3 separate regions of the Homo sapiens genome follow, and all the other regions are linked to region 2. The links are chromatin contacts, found by Hi-C or POLR2A ChIA-PET in ENCODE. All regions are on one chromosome and are shown on one strand. Each heading gives the region's core, a stretch centred on a gene start or an enhancer-like site at or near the end of the contact. The rest is flanking DNA. Distances are from core to core; before and after follow the strand shown.

Region 1 (2,700 bases), core at 1-2,500, 360 kb before region 2:
TTTAAACAAGCATCCAGTTGACCCTGGTGCAAGTGGTCCAGCAACATCATTTAAAAAGCACTGGTCTAATGAGTAAAGAAAAACACCTTTGACCTTGAGTAATCACTCAACCTCTTGGGGCATTAATCCCCTCCACACAAGGGATAGTATCTGTTTTCCTTACCTCAAAGGTGAGATTATAATTAACCTTATAGGCAAACCTAGTTATCTGCAATAACTGTGATTCTAAAATCGTTGATCTTGAGTTCCCTACGTCAAGAGATTTCAACATTTCCTTCCACCTCCACTATAAACCAATTTTTCCTAAACCTCTAAATTTTAGAATTATTGCTGCTCCTTCTCTTTCCCCGCTAAGACTTTTTCACTGCGGCAATAATTAGTCTGGAGTTCTTGTCTAGTAATACCATCCGGTGAGACTAGAGCTCAGATAACCTTTTCAGAAACCCTAGCCCTGAGATGAGGCCTGCAAATATTTGATCCAACCAGGTCTTGAATAAAGAGATAGCCGACTATCAAACCATAATGAGGATACGTGAGGGAAGAATACGTCACGTCATAATACTGTACTTTAAACACCATATCGGCTAACGAAAGGCTTTAGGCCCACGGCTGAGAGAAAAGTATCAGTTCCCAAGTTCTAGGCGGAAGAGGCCCAAGAGACACCACTTTCTCGCTTTCAGACGTGTCTACATAAGACCACAAAAGAAACCGAGGCAAAAACATCCAGAAACAGGCTCCAGTTGTCTCAAAAGAGAGTACATATGAAACGAGACAAGGATCAGAAAAGTAAAGCTAAACCCAGTGTACGGACTCCCCCATTCTTCCTTCTCCCCCTCTCTCTTCACAGACTGAGGTACCTTGGGCGGCCGAATTTTGCAGATGCCGGTTTTCTCCGCCAAAGGCCGGATGCGGCCGATAAAGCTGAGCGGATCTGTGAACTCCTCCCAACTCGGCTCAAAGACGGGGCACTCTGGCGGTGGCACGAACTCCGCCGCGTAGCCCCCCGGCCCCACGCCCGCCATTGCAACGGCCGGGGGGGGGGGGGGGTCCCCGTGGGGAACCGGTGGAGAAAAGCTGGCTGAAGCCCACTAAGCCCGTTCAAGTCCCCTGACAGAGGCCGAAGCGCATCTTCGCGGACAAGAACCGTTCAACACAGAAACCCCAGAATCGCTTCCTCCTCCCGTTTGTTATTGTTTCTTGCAAGGCTTTTCCACTGAGGTTCAGGACTTTTCCGGAAGTTACCGTGCTGTCAAATCCCTCCGCCCCCTGCAGGAAACGGAATCCTTCCGCAGCTGCACGACGCCTGTGTGTCTGGCCTTTCCTTCTTCTTCTCTTCCCCGGCAGCACAGTGTGGCTGTTTGTCTCCTTGCCCGCCAAAGTTCTGCCCAGTCCAACGACTCCACGCAGCTCGCCCTTGGTAAGGGGTCGGGGAGGGGCACAAGCTCTTCTTTACTAGAGGTACGGATTGAGGGAAGCCGACGGGGCGAGGCGGGGCGAGGCGCAACGAGGCGGGGCGAGGCGCGACGCGACGTGACGCTTTCTTCCGGCGCGGAGGAATGTGTAATGCCCCAGAGGGCAGAGGTTGTGCTTCCGGTGAGGAGGGTCCCTTTCCCTTTTGTGTATCAGTGCACTCGAAAACACGCCGGGCTTAATCTTAAGCACCGCGCCTCACCGCCCGTGCTTCGTAATTTGTTTTAACCTACCCTGCTGCGTTTATAGCAAGTAGCCTTTCCAGCATTTCTCTTTTTTTAGCCCTTTGAATGCAGATATTTTACAGTAATCTCACTCTGCCACTTTATACCCGCCTCTTCTCCATCAAAACAAGTGCAGGTCTAACCCATCCCCTAAATCCTGCCAGCTGGCTTTAGCCACCATCCATGAATTGCTTTTCCTTTTACACAGGACGCAGCAGCTCTCCTGAATTACCAGCCAGTATCGTCTAGCTACCTGCAGGACATCTCACTTTGATAACTCAAAGTACTTTAATTGTTCACTGTTTCTTCAGTGTTCCTGGTTTCCATTAATGACTTCATCTATTCAGTTGCCTGAGCAAAAAAAAAAAAAAAAAAAAAAAATCAAGAAATAATCCTAATTCTTTCTGCTCTCACTTCCCATGTATAATCGTGTGTCTCTCCATCCCCGTTACCAGTATCCTAATTTAAATACTCTTACTGACAACAGCTGATTTCTCCTCTCAAATCCCTCTCCATCCACACGTTGGATTGCTTTGTCTAAAATCCAGAATTCATCTTGTCACTTTTCATCTCCAAACTCAACAACTCCAAACATCTTTTTTAATTGCTGATTTGCTGCTTTGCTCTCCAGCTTCATCTCTCCTGCTTCTCCATATGATCTACAGAAGTTTTTGTGGTGACTTTAGTACACCATGATTTTTCTCACCTCTGAGTAACAAATCAGGGGACTTTGAATAACGCAGATTGCCCTCCATAATGTGAGTAGGCCTTATCCAATCAACTGAAGGCCTGAATAGAACAAAAGACTGACCTTCCATGAGCAAGAAGGAATTTTGCCAGTAGATGGCTCTCAGACTTGAACTGTAGCATCACCTTTTCCCTGGCCTCCAGCCTGCCAACCCACCCTGCAGATTTTGGACTTGGAAGCTCTATAATCAAGTGAGTCAAGTCCTTAAAATAAATATCTTTATAAACACACACACACACACACACACACATCTTATTG
Region 2 (2,700 bases), core at 115-2,614:
GAGTTCCTTGCTAGCTGCTCGCTCGCAGCGTGGTCCTCGGCCCCGACGCGCGCTTTCGAGCTTGTTCCGCAGCGGGCGCTGAAGAGAGGCGGCCGCGTCCGGACGCTCTGATGCGGTTGCGTACGTTTTCAGCGCTTCCCGCTCTCCACCGGTTGGACTGAGGCTTTTAAACTGCAGTCTGCTCCCGAGTCCGGCTTCCTACTCGGTCTGGTGCCCCCTGGTGCTCGTCCCCTCCACATCTTGAGTAGTTGCGAAGAGCACAGGGGTCCAGGCAGACAAGGATGCTTTCAAGAAAAACATTCCATGGCGGCAAGCCGCATGGATCCACATTTCCCGGGCCCAGAGCCTTTGTAGACATTGCATGTGGACATTCAGGAGCTCTAGAGAAAGAGGGGGTGTTGTTTCACGAAGCCACCAGCAGAAGAAAGGTGGAAAATAAGTTTCAACCAACTACAAAGGCAGAAGTCAGCCCAGCCCCCCAAGTGTGGTCAAAGACCCATAGATCCGTAGACCTTATCTTTTCTTGAATCCACCGCTCCCCCAACCCCCCTTTTATTATTTTTCAGACAAAGCAAAGATAGAGTTCACTAGGATCCCCGATTTCAGTAAGGCAGCCCTTTTTTGAGAGCCAGAATATCCGTCTCGGCCGGGAGCTGAGAATGTGGCCTTAATTGATGAGGGGAGGAGGATGGAAGGTAATCCTCCGTGTCTCCTCCTCCAATCCGTTTAATCAATATTAATTTCATGCACAATCTTCACAAAGTTTCTTTTCCCCTCCTCCGACTCAGAGCTCAGGCTCCGGTTATCCTGCTTTGCCCTTCCCTTCCACCCTCACAGCCCTGCAGTCACTCAACACTACTGAGGCTCTCTCCATTAAAGATGAACAACAGATCATTTTTCATTGCATGGCAACCCTAAGAGCTCTCTAGCTTAGCAGAGCATGATGGGAGTCTTTCCATCCCCCCCCCCACCCCCCGCCCGCTCGTTCCTCTTCTTTTTTTTTTTTTTTTCCTTCCTTTCCTTCTTCCACAATTAATCCCTAAATAATGATTTTCCTAAGCTCGCGCGGACTTCGGGATGGGGTTGAGCGACCCGTGATGACGCTCCCATCAGCCTTTCAGAAGGGACGGTTTCCAAAGAAAACTACAACTCCCACGAGGCATTAGGCTACAGCAACCGCAAGGCATCACGGAAGTCGTAGGCACTTTTCTTCTAGGTCCCGTTCATCCCCGCCAACCCGTAAACTATAAGTCCCAGGGTGCCTCGGGGCTAGCACGCCTGCGCAAAAGCCCCGGAGCGAGTTGGGGGGTGGGGCTGCTCCGGGCGGCGGGGGGCGGGATCCGAGCGGGCTGTGTGGAGGCTTCAGACTCCCGGCGCCATTTAGCGCGGAGAGTTTCCCGGGTGGACGCGGCTCCTCTCTCGGCCACTCCGCACCCCCATCTTCGGTGACAGAAGGCGCCTGGTGGGGGTGGCTGCTCTTTTCTCTCCCTGTTCCCCCTCACCCAGTCCTCTAGGTCTCCTCTCCTCTTGCCTCAGAGAAGCAGCGGAGCTCGGGCCCCGCGGTGAGCGGCCCTCCCCTCCCCGCCGTTCCCTCCTCCGTCAGCCCCCGGCACCGGCCCGGGAGGAGACGGGTTTGCCAGGCCTGGGGCGGGCGGGGAGGCCTCGGGGAAGGGGGGGCCCGCTCCTCAGGCGCCGAGGCTCCGAGGCTCCGGCCCTTCGCCTCTGGGCGATGGGCGACCTGTGAGGCCGGTCCCCATCGCTGGGGGCGCGTGTGGGAGGAGGCGGCCGCCCGAGTGACCGGGAGCCGGGCCGCGGCCTTCCCTCGCCCGCCTCGGCCCCTCCCACTCCTCTGCCCCGGGGCCGCCACCGCCCGGGCGTCGGACCTGGTCCCGTGCTCGCGGTGCCGCCGCCCTCTGGGCCTAGCCCGCCCAGCTCGGCGAGCGGCGGCAGTGGGAGCCGCGTCCGCCGCATCCGCCTCGACTCGGTGCCGGCCCCTGGCCCTCCCCTCATGACTGCGGCGCCTCTGCTGCCACCGCCCGCCCGGCCGCCGCTCGCCGCAGGATGGATGCGGACCGTGCGGCGCTAACCCCCGTGGCTCAGCTCCCGAATCGCCCGCCTTCGAGCCCTCCTCGTGAGCCGCAGCAGCCTCGGTGCCAGCCCCCGCCGCAGCTGGGCCCAGCGGTCCGCCTGTCCCTCGTTGCGGCTTGTCGGTGCTGAGTGAGGCGTCGTCCGGGTCGGCGCGAACCCGCCCGGCCGCGGTTCCCTGCAGACCTCTGCGCGGGCGGCTCGGCCCTTCACGCCCTTTTCGTTCACGAATCCGAGCCCGCTCGCCTCTCTCCAGCGAACCGACCATGTCTGGCGGCGCCGCAGAGAAGCAGAGCAGCACTCCCGGTTCCCTGTTCCTCTCGCCGCCGGCTCCTGCCCCCAAGAATGGCTCCAGCTCCGATTCCTCCGTGGGGGAGAAACTGGGAGCCGCGGCCGCCGACGCTGTGACCGGCAGGACCGAGGAGTACAGGCGCCGCCGCCACACTATGGACAAGGACAGCCGTGGGGCGGCCGCGACCACTACCACCACTGAGCACCGCTTCTTCCGCCGGAGCGTCATCTGTGACTCCAATGCCACTGCACTGGAGCTTCCCGGCCTTCCTCTTTCCCTGCCCCAGCCCAGCATCCCCGCGGCTGTCCCGCAGAGTGCTCCAC
Region 3 (2,767 bases), core at 223-2,722, 270 kb before region 2:
ACAAGGTTTCACTGCGTTAGCCAGGATGGTCTCGATCTCCTGACCTCGTGATCCGCCCGCCTCGGCCTCCCAAAGTGCTGAGATTACAGGCGTGAGCCACCGCGCCCGGCCAGGATGGGGAGTTCTATTCAGAACTGACCAATTAAAAAGGAAAAAACATAAGTCCTTTTTCTCTTAAGCATATGGTTAGGGTAAGAATACTCTTGTGGGATTCAGGCTGTGTGGGGTCCAGTCTTGGTTCTGTGGGAACTGGCTCTGTGACTTTGAGCAGGTCAGCTCTGCCCCCGGACGTCAGTTTCCTTTTCCGTAAACACGGAAGGCTTGACGGTGTGGTTCCTGAGGTCCCTCTGACCCTGACATTACGGAAGGCTTGACGGCCTGGTTCCTGAGGTCCCCCTGACTGACATTATTCCCAAAGAAAATGCATTGGCCTTAGCACTGGGGATTCTGAGTTGGCCGTGGCTGGAGAAAGACTATGATAAGGAGCCCTGGGGAGATGCCTGGGTTCCTATTGGTGACCTCGCCTTCTCGTTCAAGCAGGACGGGGAGTGGGACCCAGGCCCAGCCTTATCTCCGGGACCGCGGCTGTCCTCACCCCTCCTCCTGTCACCTGAGAATAAAAGGGTGGGCTCCATAGGCGGGGGCTGTGAGGAGGGGTGCAATTGCATGGGTCATGGACGATGGTCCTTAGACATCTCTGGGGAGCCTTTGGCGGGAGAGGCGCAGGGACTTGGGGGCACTTCCCCAGGCCCTGGTGACCGTGGTCATCTTTGTCACAGCCTCCTCCTCTGCCCTTGCAGGCCAAGGACTGGACCAGTCCCTCTCAGCCTTGCCTCTATCTCTCCCTGCCTGCTCGGCAGCCAACACAGAAACACTGCTGTGTGCTTAGCCCAGGGGTGGGAGGGATTTCTGCCCAGGGATTGGCCATGGAATTGGCTGCTTATTTTGGCAGCTCCCACCACAAAGACCATCAGACGCTGAGGGAAGGCGAGGTGGGAGTTAGTGAGTCATGGCCATGCCTCAGGGAGGGAGGGAGCTTTCACCAGAGGTGCCCCTGGAGGAAGCAGACTTCCCCTCCAAAGAAGAGGGGTGGGACTCTGGATGCTTCCTCCCAGGGTCACTGGCTTAGGTCAACTAAGGGGATGAGCATCCCCGTGGCGTTCTGTGTAATGGGAATAATGGCCCTGACCTCACAGTGCCGTGGCAGCAAGTTGAAAAGCTAGCACATCAAGCTCTCAGTGAAGGGTTGCTTTCCTTTCCTTGGTGTGCCTTAGGATATGACGGGGTAGGCACCATGGGTGCAGACATGGAGGAAAACCAGAAGCAAATCAGGAGTCCAGCTGCCCACATCCAGTCACTCTTGATTCTCGTGGTTTCTCCAGTGCCCAGCTGAGGCTGGCCATGGTGGGAAAGTGGGACTTTGCTCTGTGCTGCCTTCTCCTAACCCTGTGTTGTCCTGAGGCCAGGCAGACAGGCCCCAGTCATTACCTCACCGCAGGGCCCCTGTCTGCCAGAGTGCATGGTGGAGCTGCCTGGGTGGAGAGCGGAGCTAATTTTAGACCTGGAGACTCTTTGCCAACAGCTGTGGCTGGGCCCAGGCAGCTGGGCTGGATGGCTGGGGGGAGTCTCAGCCGCCCTGCAGGGAGCCCTGGACACAGCGCTCCAGGTCTGCTCTTGGGGGCATATTCCTGCCTCAGCCTCAGCTGTGGGGAAGCCTGGATGAGGGTCCCTCTGCACAGAGGGTGCTTCCTTCCTCCCTCTTGCATCAAGATATTTCTGTCCTCCATCTCCTCTTTCTAGGTGGCTTTGTAGACCAGAAAACATTGATACGGCATCTTAGATGGTAGGTCAGTGGGCCTCTGAAATGGGGCAGGTAGGGGCAACAGGAAGAAAAGGGTGTCCCCAAATCGTTCTGGGTTTATAGGCTAAATCCAGCCTCCCACTCAACCCCGAGCCAATAATCTAATTGAGTGCTTCTCAACCTCCTTCCTGTTAGTACACAGAGAAAATGACAGGAAAAGATACTTGTAACACACATAGGGGTATAAAGAGGTTTGTGGTTGGATGTTGCCAGCCCTCAGATTCTGCTGCTCCAAGCACTGAGGGCTGATACTTTGGGACACGTTACCATTTGGAGCCTACTAGCAGCCACAGCACACCAGTGGGGAAGCTCTGATATCGTCCGTCAGTGGCTTGCCACAGTCCATGTATGCCAAGTCCAAGCTTCAGGAAACATCTCCTTGGCTAATCATAGACCTGTGCTGGAAGGGAACCCAGAGAGCATTGAATCTGTGCTCTCCTTTTACAGATGAGGAAACTGAGGCTGAAAGAGGCTTGTCCAAGGTTAAAAAGCTAGTAAGTCAAAATCCCAGTTTTAAGTTCTGTTAGGACAGTCATCCCTTCATTTATCCAACATTTATTGAGTTCCAATAAAGATCAATATTTGGAGGATACAATGATGAAAAAAGTTGTGGGGATTCGTCTGTATTTGGTAAAGAGAAAACCAAGGAAACCATTCAGGAAGGTCGTTATTTCCGGTGAGAGAGATGGGGATGTGATTGGAGAGAGGCACAGAGGGCTTCAAAACGTGTCTGTTTCTTAAGCATATGCAGCCAGGCACCGTGGCACACACCTATAGTTCCGGCTACTCAGGAGGCTAAGGTGAGAGGTTCACTTGAGCCCAGGGGTTTGAGGCTGAAGTGATGTATGATAGAGCCTGTGAATTGCAACCACATTCCAGCCTGGGCAACATAGTGAGACCCCATTT

Evidence for each region. Hi-C counts contacts between places; a loop is a spot of excess contacts on that map. ChIA-PET counts read pairs that join two places held with the same protein, here RNA polymerase II (POLR2A). Pooled maps may share reads with other maps.
Region 1: a loop to region 2 is called in a map of B cell, with 27 times the contacts of the local background. The contact joins the promoter of KDM5A here to the promoter of WNK1 in region 2. A Hi-C loop is called at or near these places in 6 of 168 maps with a recorded cell type or tissue (B cell, CD8-positive, alpha-beta T cell, endothelial cell of umbilical vein and 1 more), 10 of 37 single-sample maps with no recorded cell type and 19 of 50 pooled maps. POLR2A ChIA-PET finds 5 or more read pairs at or near these places in 6 of 52 experiments (HEK293, MCF 10A, T-cell and 3 more).
Region 3: a map of ascending aorta shows a loop between it and region 2 (2.1-fold over the local background). The contact joins the enhancer-like site here to the promoter of WNK1 in region 2. A Hi-C loop is called at or near these places in 1 of 168 maps with a recorded cell type or tissue (ascending aorta) and 1 of 50 pooled maps.

What each region holds. Positions count from the first base shown.
Region 1 is chr12:388,070-390,769 of GRCh38, forward strand. It overlaps KDM5A (lysine demethylase 5A), which reads right to left and starts at 1,251. Exons shown (of 28, transcript NM_001042603.3): 1 at 858-1,251. The coding sequence starts at 1,022. It overlaps LOC105369594 (a long non-coding RNA gene), which reads right to left. Exons shown (of 4, transcript XR_007063149.1): 4 at 1,964-2,700. It also overlaps a transcript of CCDC77 not described here. RefSeq lists an enhancer at 1,414-1,708.
Region 2 is chr12:751,215-753,914 of GRCh38, forward strand. It overlaps WNK1 (WNK lysine deficient protein kinase 1), which reads left to right and starts at 1,365. Exons shown (of 28, transcript NM_018979.4): 1 at 1,365-2,700. The coding sequence starts at 2,352. RefSeq lists enhancers at 421-520, 571-620, 1,378-2,096, 2,097-2,700 and silencers at 1,261-1,410, 1,491-1,870, 1,881-2,260.
Region 3 is chr12:480,104-482,870 of GRCh38, forward strand. The region is part of intron 1 of B4GALNT3 (beta-1,4-N-acetyl-galactosaminyltransferase 3); the gene reads left to right. Among named protein-coding and RNA genes, the nearest start is that of B4GALNT3, 22 kb to the left of the region's middle. Within about 2 kb of position 1,473, at least 10 of the 41 ENCODE cell types and tissues checked have a DNase peak (open chromatin) inside an H3K27ac peak, as active enhancers do; they include ascending aorta, where a contact is called at or near this core.